2 separate regions of the Homo sapiens genome follow, and region 2 is linked to region 1. Evidence: read pairs that join two places in POLR2A ChIA-PET (ENCODE). Cell type or tissue: Caco-2. All regions are shown on one strand. Links, peaks and the distances in the headings refer to the core of each region. The heading gives the core; the rest is flanking DNA.

Region 1 (5,380 bases), core at 193-5,192:
CTCTAAGCCAGCTTCTCCTCCTGGTGACAGGAAGGGGTGAGCCTCCTGGAAATGGTGGGTGGAGTTTCTCCAACTTTCAGGTTCCCAAGAATGACCTGGAGCACTTGAATAAAAACTTCCACATCCGAGGCCCTGCTCCTGATGCATGACATCAGCACCTCCAGGGAGAGGGGCTTGGGAATCTGGATGTGGAACAAACACTGCATTTGTTTCAGTTGATTGTTATTGTTCTTTTTCATGACCAGACAAGTCCAGGAAATGCTGGGGGTTGCGATCAATGGGAACCATAGGCTTTTGCAGGTTTCGTGAAAATTGGCTTCTAGAGAGATCGATTACCCCTGGTTGGGGAGTGGGTGGGAGGATTCCAGTGTGGCCTTTCTTTTCCTTTCTCATTTGCCCATCGGTCATCCCCAGATAAGCACTCAAGTGTCCTCTTTTATGAGGCCCCGTGCTGGGCCCTGGACTGCCATGGTGGCAGGTGGGGTGAAGTCCCGCCCTCAGGAGCCTGCTGACCGCCTGCTCTGTGCACAGCTGCTGGAGCTTCCCCGGGGCTGCTGATTTAACTGGGGAGGGCCTGTCTATGTGGGGTCCCTCCTAGCCGGAGACAGGTCCCTTTTATGAACAGCAGCCTGATGAAGAGGCCTTCCTGCAACATGCCTCTGGTATCATTCTCAGCTCAGCATTGCCCAGGGGACAAACACAGAGTTTGTTCTTGGCAGTCATTCCCTGCTGTCATCTCAGGTGGGCTTGAGCCGTGCTGGGTTTCCGGGAAATCTGGCCAGGATCCAGCACAACCTTTAGCCAGTCCGGCAGGGAGCGGCCACGAGGTTGTGCTGGCTCGGTCTTTCCCTTGCAAAGGAAGGCATCTTCGACCTGCCACAGAATGCTTTCTTCCCCGGGGAAACCCTTGCAGGTGCTCGGGCTCTACTTTCCTTTCTCGCTTGAACAATTACAGGGATAGTTTATGGTTCTCATGACCCTGGTGGGGGTGATGACATCATGGGATTGAAATCCGTCCCACCTTGGAGTCACCGAGCGTGTCAGTCAAGAGCCTTGGCCACAAATCAGTGGCACTTGGCAGCAGCACACAAATCCAGCCACCCTGTCCTTGTCTCAGGTCTGGGCAGCACAGCTGTGTCCCTAGCTGGTGGCATCGCCCCTGCCCCTTGACCTTGATCTTCAGCCTCAGAAGCAGGCTACCCATTGTCATGTGACTGCCCTTCACGGTCCCTCCCCAGGATTCCAAGGGGCCTCTTGAGGTTTCCAGGTTCAGCCGCTTCCTTCCCAGCAGATCACACCCAACCTTAGCCACATGAGGAACGATCTTTAGAAAGGGTCTGGCCCGAAGCTTCATTTTTCCCTGTCTGCTTTGGTTGGAATCTTGTGTGGCTTTGTGTGCAGTTGGTAGTATTTTTGTTGTTGGTAAGTGTAGGGGCCCTTCCCCATTGCTTTTCTCTAAGGATAACCATGCTCTGAGCAGCCCATGGCAAATTCTGGCTTTGGACTTGTTGGTCCCCAGAGCCAGTGGGGTCGTGGGCCCTGGAGAGTTTGCACTCAGTGGCAGGTCTTAGTGTGTGTTTGAGGAACCAGGAGAGCGTTCCTCTCAGAGGGAGGATTCTCTGGTTGACTCACACAGAGTTTTGTTGGCTCAGCATTTAGCTTTCAGCCCTGGTGAGTTTCTCTGACTTAATGGGAGTAGGCTGGCTGCAAGAATCTTTCCTATATTATCAAATAAAATAGGTCTCTTTTTTGGCCCTCTAGAAATCAGTGTTTTTTTTCTTTTCGTTTTGGAGAGCCCGGCCTTGGGGAGGATATGCATCAGTTGCTCTAGTGTGCCTCAGACAATGAGATAAGATGAAATAGGGCGTGCTCTAGGACCTCTCCACTTCCCCTTCCCGGGTTTCTGGATCTGACCCTTCGCTCCCTGCAGAAAGTTGGGTGAGATGGCAATGGTCCGATCTCATCCCTGCTGGGTGGGATGGCAGTGGTCCCTCTTGGGTGAGATGGTGGTGGTCTGATCTTGTCCCTGCTGGATGGGATGGCGGTGGTCTGATTTTGTCCCTGCTGGGTGGGATGGCGGTGGTCCCTGCTGGGTGGGATGGTGGTGATCTGATCTCGTCCCTGCTGGGTGGGATGGTGGTCTGATCTCGCCCCTGCTGGGTGAGATAGTGGTGGTCCCTGTTAGATCCTGGCCCTTTAGGGTCTGTACCCTGCTTGTCCTGAGCCCTTTATCCCCAACCTCCCGCCTGGAAGTCATTCCTCGTTCCCTTGTCTGAGTGGCCTGGAGCCGAGCTGTGTTTCTGGGTCCTTTGGCCAGGATCTAACTACAGTGGGCCAGCAGGAAGAGGCTGTGATATTTACATGGCCTCTATCTGTGTTTATGGTAAGCAGACACACCTGGCTTCATAGCACCGTTTTATGTGTGCACCTGCAAAGATGTTTACTTTTAAGAAAGAGAGACAGGAGAAGTGAAAGCAGGCGCAGGCATAGGATCTCTCCTGTCGGCTGTGGCCCAGTAGAGAGGTGTTATGCCTACAGTTGTCTAAGTGTCTAAGTGGATGGGAGTTCCCTGAGACCTCCCCCTCCCACCTCCCCCACCCAGGAGTTAAAAGAGCTTTGCTGCTTCACTGACTTTATTAACTTTGTGACCTTGGACAGGCCACTCCCTCTCTTTCATCCTCAGTGTTCTTATCAATAAAACGATGGGATTATGCAACAGTATCTCTGTTACACCTGAAAATGGAGCCAAGAGCTAAGGTTATAAAAGGAAGCAGCCCAGTTACTGATTAGACAGCACTTTTAGGCTGGGTGGAGCCACAGAACTCACACTGCAGGGAGGACAGAGGACCCACCATTGAGCTAGCGCCACTGCTGACAGCCTCGCTCCGTGGCAGAGTCTGGGGTGACCCCTGAGTCAATGCCCTCAGCCACCTTACCCCTTCTCATGGGAGTCTCTGTCTTCTGTTTCCCTGAATCCTTGCTCCCAGAATTCTGGAACCTAACCACACTGGGAGGCAGTAAACCAGGACCAGATTCTGGATCTGCCACCAAGTACTGGGTGACCTTGCAAAATCAGCATTCTTCCCTGCCTTCTTTATATAACACGGGTGATAGCACCAGCCAGTCTTGAATGAGTCACAGGACTGTCATGAAGATCCAGTAAGAAAATGGTTGTGAAATTACCCTGTGAATTGGATATACATCTAAACATGATAAATTATTATTTCATTACATTTCTTTTTTTCTTTGTTTCTTTCTTTCCTTTTTTTTTTTGAGATGAGGTTTTGCTGTCTCTGTCTCGCCCAGGCAGGAGGGCAGTGGCATGACTATGGCTCACTGCAGCCTCAGCCTCCCTGGGTTCAGATCATCCTCCTGCCTCAACCTCCCGAGTAGCCAGGACTACAGGTGCATGCTGCCATGTCTGGCTAGTTTTTTGTATTTCTGTCTTTCTTATCATTCACTGAGCCCTTTGAATTGGGTTTAGCCGTGTTGGCCATGCTGGTCTCGAACTCCTGGGCTCAAGTGATCTGTCCACCTTGGCCTTTCACAGTGCAAGTGTGAGCCACCATGCCTGGCCCTTTTGTTAAATATCTTTTTTTTTTTTTTTGAGACCGAGTCTCACTCTGTTGCCCAGGCTGGAGTGCAGTGGTGTGATCTCGGCTCACTGCAATCTCCGCCTCCCAGGTTCAAGCAACTCTTGTACTTCAGCCTCCCGAATAGCTGGGATAACAGGTGTCCGCCACCACACCTGGCTAATTTTTTATGTTTTTTGTAGAGATGGAGTTTCCCCATGTTGGCCAGGCTGGTCTCGAACTCCTGACCTAGGTGATCCACCCACCTTGGCCTCCAAAAATGCTGGGATTACAGGCATGAGCCACCGCGCCCAGCCACTTTTGTTACTTTTTTTTTTTTTGAAATGGAGTTTCGCTCTTGTTGCCCAGGCTGGAGTGTAATGGCACGATTTTGGCTCACCGCAACCTCTGCCTCCTGGGTTCAAGCGACTCTCCTGCCTCAGCCCCCCGAGTAGCTGGGATTACAGGCGTCCACGACCACGCCTGGCTAATTTTTTTTGTATTTTTAGTAGAGATGGGGTTTCACCACATTGGCCAGGCTGGTCTTGACCTCCTGACCTCAGGTGATCTGCCTGCCTCGGCCTCCCAAAGTGCTGGGATTACAGGCGTGAGCCACCACACCCGGCCTACATTTCTTATACATATATACACATACATGGTCTGTTCAGAGTGTAGCCGAAATCTGTGTTTTCTCATTCTTAAATATGATTAGACTACCAGAGGCCACCAGATGTCTAAAGAAAACCCAGCCTGAAAGGCGAAGTTCCAAAGATAACATAAAAATGTCTAGTTGCAGCTGGGTGCAGTGGTGCACCCTGTAGTCCCAGCTACTCAGGAGGCTGATGCAGGAGGATTGCTTGAGCCAAGAATTCAAGACCAGCCTGGGCAACATAGCAAGACCCTGTATCTTAAAAAAAAAAAAAAAAAAAGATTGCATTGCATCTATAGCTAATTTTGAGAATAGACACCTTAATATTGAATCATCTAATCCATGAACAGCGTATATTGCTCAACTAATTTAGGTCTTTTAGAATTTCTCCCAGCAGTATTTTACATCTTTCAGTGTACAGGTTTTGTGCATTTTTTGTCAGATTTACCTCTAAGTATTTCATATTTTTGAAGCTATTGTAAATGGTGTCTTTTAGTTTTAGTTTCCAGTTTTTCATTGCTGATATGCCAGTACAAAGACAGCTACGGGAGTGTTTCTAGCAGCTCTGTTTGTAATGGCCTGAAATTGGAGACACCCCAAATGTCCATCAATAGGTGAACAGGTAAACACATGTTGTGTGTCCAAACGATGGGATAAATGCAGCAACAACCAAAAGGTATGCACTGCTGGGCACACAGGAACCTGCGTGAGTCTCAGAGGAATCGTGCGGAGTGAAAGAAGCCAGATGGAAGAGTGCATACTGCAGAATTCCATTTACATAAAGCTCTGGGAAAAGCAGCCTGAAGCAGATGAGTGGTTTCTTGGGGACAGGAAATGGATTCAGGGAGGAACATGTGGGAGGGGCCAGGAGGAGATTTTGAAGGAGACGGACACGGGCATCATCTTAGCTGTGGATGGTTTCATGGGTGCATATGGATGCCCAAAATTGTACACTTAAATATATACACTTTATTTTATGCAATAATACCTCAATGAAGCTGCTTTTTAAATTTAATGGAAGGTTTGCAAGAGCAAGTCAAAGAAATTCCCAAAGTAGAACCAAACGCTGAAGAAACGCAAAATACGGGAGAGAAAAGATGACAGCTAGAGGCGTAGAGGATCCATTCTTATCCGTGATCTTCTGAAATGTCATCACAAT
Region 2 (5,380 bases), core at 244-5,243, 190 kb before region 1:
CAGCTACTCGGGAGGCTGAGGCAGGAGAACAGCATGAACCCAGGAGGCGGAGCTTGCAGTGAGCTGAGATCGAGCCACTGCACTCCAGCCTGGGTGACAGAGCGAGACTCCACCACAAAAAAAACAAAAAAAAATTCCAAAAATAAGCCGGGCGTGGTGGCGCATGCCTGTAATCCCAGCTATTCAGGAGGGTGAGGCCTAAGAATCACTTGAACCTGGGAGGTAGAAGTCGCAGTGAGCAGAGATGGTGCCACTGCACTCCAGCCTGGGTGACAAAGTGAGACTTTGTCTCCAAAAAAAAAAAAAAAAAAAAAAAGCAAATTGATACCATACTGGTTTGAAGTAATTCCCTTTATATCCAATTCACACTCCCTATAAACACGTTAATGTGGTCCTCACCTGTTTTTATTATCATTATTTTGTAGAGACGGAGGTCTAGCTATGTTGCCTAGGCTGGTCTCTAACTCCCGGCCTCAAAGTGATCCTCCCACTTCGGCCCCCCAAAGTGCTGGGATTTATAGGCATGAGCCACTATGCCCGGGTCCTCACTTTTTCCTCACTTTTTTTTCATTTTCAGTTTCTCATACCTTTAAATATGAAACACAGATGGTAGAAAAATAAGTATTTTATTAAAGACAGTGAGCTCAGATAGACAACATACTGACATTTTATTGCCTTCATAAAAACTCCGTCTCACTGGCATATAATGAAGACCTACAAGCTACCAAATTTCAACCTCCTCCATCTTAATAAAACCACCACCGTAGGACTATGTTCACTGGTCTAGGATTCAAAGGTACCTTCCATTAGCTGAGGCATTTCTTGAAGTGGAAAAAGAATGTGAAGGCAAGCAAATCACAGGCTCACTGCTAACATAAAGTGGGATAATGTCTGTTACAATGTGGCTCAATAGTATAGAGTATAATGCAAATGTTAATAATTATTTAAATTGTGAGGACCATAGGCTGTTTTAGATCATGAAGGTGTCTCATCCAGAAAAGACTTATTCTCAATTAAAAGATATTTTAATACATTTTCATTATTAAACAATTGTTTTGGGAATAGATCACTCTTAACTGCAGGCTTGGGTTCTCTCTTAACTGATGTATTTCACCAGAAAATATGTAAAGTTCAACTTCAAATTGACAAAATTTTAAAACTATGTGATTAGCAGCTGGGCGCAGTGGCTCACACCTGTAATCCCCGCACTTTGGGAGGCCCAGGTGGGCAGATCACCTGAGGTCAGGAGTTCCAGACCAGCCTGGCCAACATGGTGAAACCCTGTCTCTACTAAAAATACAAAAATTAGCTGGACATGGTGGCGGGCACCTGTAGTCCTAGCACTTTGGGAGGCCGAGAGGGGTGGATCACCTGAGGTCAGGAGTTCGAGACCATCCTGGCCAACATGGTGAAACCCCATCTCTGCTAAAAATACAAAAATTAGCTGGGCGTAGTGGCACGCGCCTGCAATCCCAGCTACTCGGGAGGCTGAGGCAGGAGAATAGCTTGAACCTGGGAGGAGGAGGTTGCAGTGATCCGATATCGCGCCACTGCACTCCAGCCTAGTGACAGAGCGAGACTCCATCTCAAAAAAAAAAAAAAAAAGTAACCGGCCTGGTGGCGGGTGCCTGTAATCCCAGCTACTCGGGGAGCTGAGACAGGAGTATCAGAGAATCGCTTGAACCCAGGAGGCAGAGGTTGCGGCGAGCCAAGATCACGCCACTGCACTCCAGCCTGGTGACAGAAAAAATAAAAATACAAAAATAAAAACTATGTGATTAGCATTTTCTTCCGCAGGAGACACAAAATAGAAGCATTCCTGTTTAGAAATCTTAGCCATAACTATTCTTTGTAAACGCTTAACCAGACCATTTCACTCAGGTGTACCTACAACATGTTAGCTTCATTTGCAAATTCCCTGAAGGAATTAAAGACCACAAAAATAGAATCCTTTAACAGATGCAGCTCTTTATTTTAAAAATCAGTATAATCATAGTCCACCTGATTCGAAATGCATTCTGTGGAAATTCAATGTTACTTAAGTAAACAGCTAGTGGAACAGTAATAATTATAGCTACAGGCATTTATGGAGCACCTATCCCGTGCCAGGCACTGTCAGATGTCCTTTAAATACCTGATCTCAATTAACCCTCACCACAACCAAGAATGATTAATTCTCCAAGGTCACAGTGCTGATAAGAGGAATTTAAGCCCAGATTCCTTTTACTACAAAGCTTGAAGCTCTTTCCCCTGTTTGCCACAACAGCTTTCATCCTAGGCAAAGTGGCCAGGACCCGAGCATGGTTTCCACCTGCTGTTGTAGCCGTGCTCTCCCACCAGATGACGCAATCACCAGGTTAGACTTGATCTCGAGGGAACCAGAGGAGGTTGTAATTCACTACACCCACAAACAGATTTAACTGAGCAAATTACTCAACAGCCAGAGTTGAGGTAACTACAAAGCTGTGATGAAGGGCTCCCATTGTAAAAATTCAAATAATTTTTTAAAACACAAGAATACTTATTAAATGCCTATTCTGTTTCCAGCATTCTTTTAGGAACTGAAGAAGACATTGGATGGACTATATAAACATTCAGCACAGAAGGAAAATATAAATAACATTTATTCACCATTGTTCTAGAAACAAAGCTACCTGTGTGTTCAGAACACAACACAGCAGTCCTGAAATAGTAATTGAATCAGTATTATGAAAATAAATTACTCCAAATACTTTTTCTAGTTCTCTCAGGCACATGCATTTCTCTAATATTGGAACTGCTGGTCATTAAAGTATGCATGTTTTGGACTTTCTTGATAATACTGTTTTCCAAGGTAGTCATATGAATTTATATCTGTACCAGCCATCTATGAAAGTCCCTACTGTTCAACATCCAACTTTAATTTAGGTATACAGTGTTCTGGCACTGTGGCTGAAATGTGCATTTCCTTCATTAACATGGTTGAACACCTTTTCATGTTTATTAGACATTTGGATTTCTCCTTTTCTGAAGTGGCTGTTCAAGACTTTTGCCCATTATTCTATTAGTGCCTGTAGCATCTTGTTTAAGAAATGTTTCTCTATACTAAGGTCATGAGTATCTTCCTATATTAATTCTAAAAGTGTTATTGTTTTGCCTGCCTTTCTGCCATGCCTCCAGGTCATAAATCAAGTGTCTGGCTATGCATAATACTGTTTCTGGACTCCATATGGTGTTCTATTGGTCCATCATTATTAGCCTACCCAGTGCCAATATTACACTATCTTTTTTTTTGAGATGGAATCTCGTTGTGTCGCCCAGGCTGGAGTGCAGTGGTGCGATCTCGGATCACTGCAAGCTCTGCCTCCTGGGTTCACACCATTCTCCTGCCTCAGCCTCCCGAGTAGCTGGAACTACAGGCACCCGCCACCACACCTGGCTAACTTTTTGTATTTTTAGTAGAGACGGGGTTTCACCATGTTAGCCAGGATGGTCTTGATCTCCTGACCTCGTGATCCACCCGCCTCGGCCTCCCAAAGTGCTGGGATTACAGGCGTGAGCCACCGCGCCTGGCCCAACACTATCTTAATTATTATAACTCTTCTTGATCTCTAGCAGAGGTTTTCCTAACTTTTCTTTTTCAAAGTGTTTTGCCTTTTCTTGGGCCTTGGCAAATGTTTTAGAATCAGCTTGTCTAATTTTTTTAAATGTGGGATTACATTAGATCTATAAATCAGTTTCCAGAAAATTGACACATTTACAATATTGAATCTTCCACTCCTTGAGCCACTGTGCTCTTCATTTATTTAGGTTTTATTTAAAGCCACTCAATAAAGTTTTAGAATTTTCTATATCTGTTATAGTTTATAACCATTTAAAACCATGAATCTGAAAAAAATATATTTTGTAAATGATGTATAAGTTTTTGGTGAGATACCTAGAGCTTGGGATAAGTATATATAAGTATGAAAATAAACTGGGGCTGGGTGCAGTGGCTCACACCTGTAATCCCAGCACTTTGGGAGGCCGAGGCGGGTGGTCAGGAGTTCGAGACCAGCCTGGCCAACATGGCAAAACCCCATCTCTACTAAAAAAAAAGTACAAAAATTAGCCAGGCGTGGTGGTGGGTGCCTGTAATCCCAGCTACTCAGGAGGCTGGGGCAGGGAGAATTGCTTGAACCCAGAAGGCAGAGGTTGCAGTGAGCCGAGATCGCACCACTGCACTCCAGCCTAGGTGACACAGCGCAACTCTGCCTCAAAAAAAAAAAAAAAAAAGAAACGAAACTGGTGGTGGTGGTTTGCACCTGTAACCCCAGCTACTCGGTTGGCTGAGACAGGAGGATGGCTTGAACCCAGGAGTTAGAGACCAGCCTTGGCAACACAGTGAGACACTGTCTCTAAAAAAATTAAAAAATATTAAAAAGTTAACATAAAATTTCTTTTTTTCTTTCTCTTTTTTTTGAGACAGAGCCTCGCTCTGACGCCCAGGCTGGAGTACAGTGGCACAATCTCAGCTCACTGCAATCTCCGCCTCCTGGGTTCATGCCATTCTCCTGCCTCATCCTCCCGAGTAGCTGGGACCACAGGTGCCCACCACCATGCCCGGCTAATTTTTTTTGTATTTTTAGTAGAGACAGGGCTTCACCGCGTTAGCCAGGATTGTCTTGATCTCCTGACCTCGTGATCCGCCTGCCTCGGCCTCCCAAAGTGCTGGGATTACAGGCGTGAGCCACTGCGCCTGGCCAACATAAACTTTCTTAAAATGTATAAATGAAACAAAGTTCATCAAAGTCCAATTACTATGACATAATTTCATTTTAATTCCAGAATTACTGTTTTGTAGTAATGTAACATCTCACACTTCCACAGTACTAAAGTACTTGAGAGAACTTGCATGTCACATAAAGTGGTGTCCAAATATTACCATTCATGGGTCCTTATATTTATCCAGTGATAAAGTACTTACACAGTCCGGAATAATTTTCAATTCATCAACTTCAAGAGAAAAAGAATGAAGGAGAAGATGAATACATGATGGAAGAGACTGAAACCTTATTAATATACATCCCCTGCCTGGGGCTGAGGATACAGACCCTTTTCTCCCATGCGCTCTGACCCCTCTCCCATACTTGCATAATTCCCTGACCTCTACCTACTTTCTCTCCTTTGCAAAATTGGACACGGTTCTGTCAATATTCTGTGTTGAAGACTAAACGTAAACAAGTGTCTCAGAGAGGACAGTTAAAAAGTCAAACAAAGAGCAATAATTAGTTAAAGGAATGATAGCTAGTCCCTATTAGAAGGACATTCTATTAAGACTGCCTGTAATCATGGTTTGTGGAAAGACTGAAAATAACCCCCAATAAATTGGCCTCAAAATCTTCAAGCAATTCTAAGAAAA

What was found. ChIA-PET counts read pairs that join two places held together with the same protein. Peaks named below come from ENCODE experiments on the same cell type or tissue, not always from the same donor. Only the 100,000 strongest peaks of a DNase experiment are listed, where the experiment ranks them.
Region 2: POLR2A ChIA-PET joins it to region 1 with 11 read pairs; 6 of 35 experiments call an interaction of 5 or more read pairs at or near these places.

The regions. Positions count from the first base shown.
Region 1 is chr11:130,179,061-130,184,440 of GRCh38, forward strand. The region is part of intron 1 of ST14 (ST14 transmembrane serine protease matriptase); the gene reads left to right. Among named protein-coding and RNA genes, the nearest start is that of ST14, 22 kb to the left of the region's middle. RefSeq lists an enhancer at 1,718-1,777. In Caco-2, for the core only: no CTCF peak of the experiment used is centred there; a DNase peak (open chromatin) is centred at 2,591; H3K4me3 peaks cover 1,178 bases.
Region 2 is chr11:129,990,230-129,995,609 of GRCh38, forward strand. All of the region lies in intron 1 of PRDM10 (PR/SET domain 10), which reads right to left. Among named protein-coding and RNA genes, the nearest start is that of PRDM10-DT, 9.7 kb to the right of the region's middle. RefSeq lists a silencer at 4,223-4,382. In Caco-2, for the core only: no CTCF peak of the experiment used is centred there; a DNase peak (open chromatin) is centred at 2,322.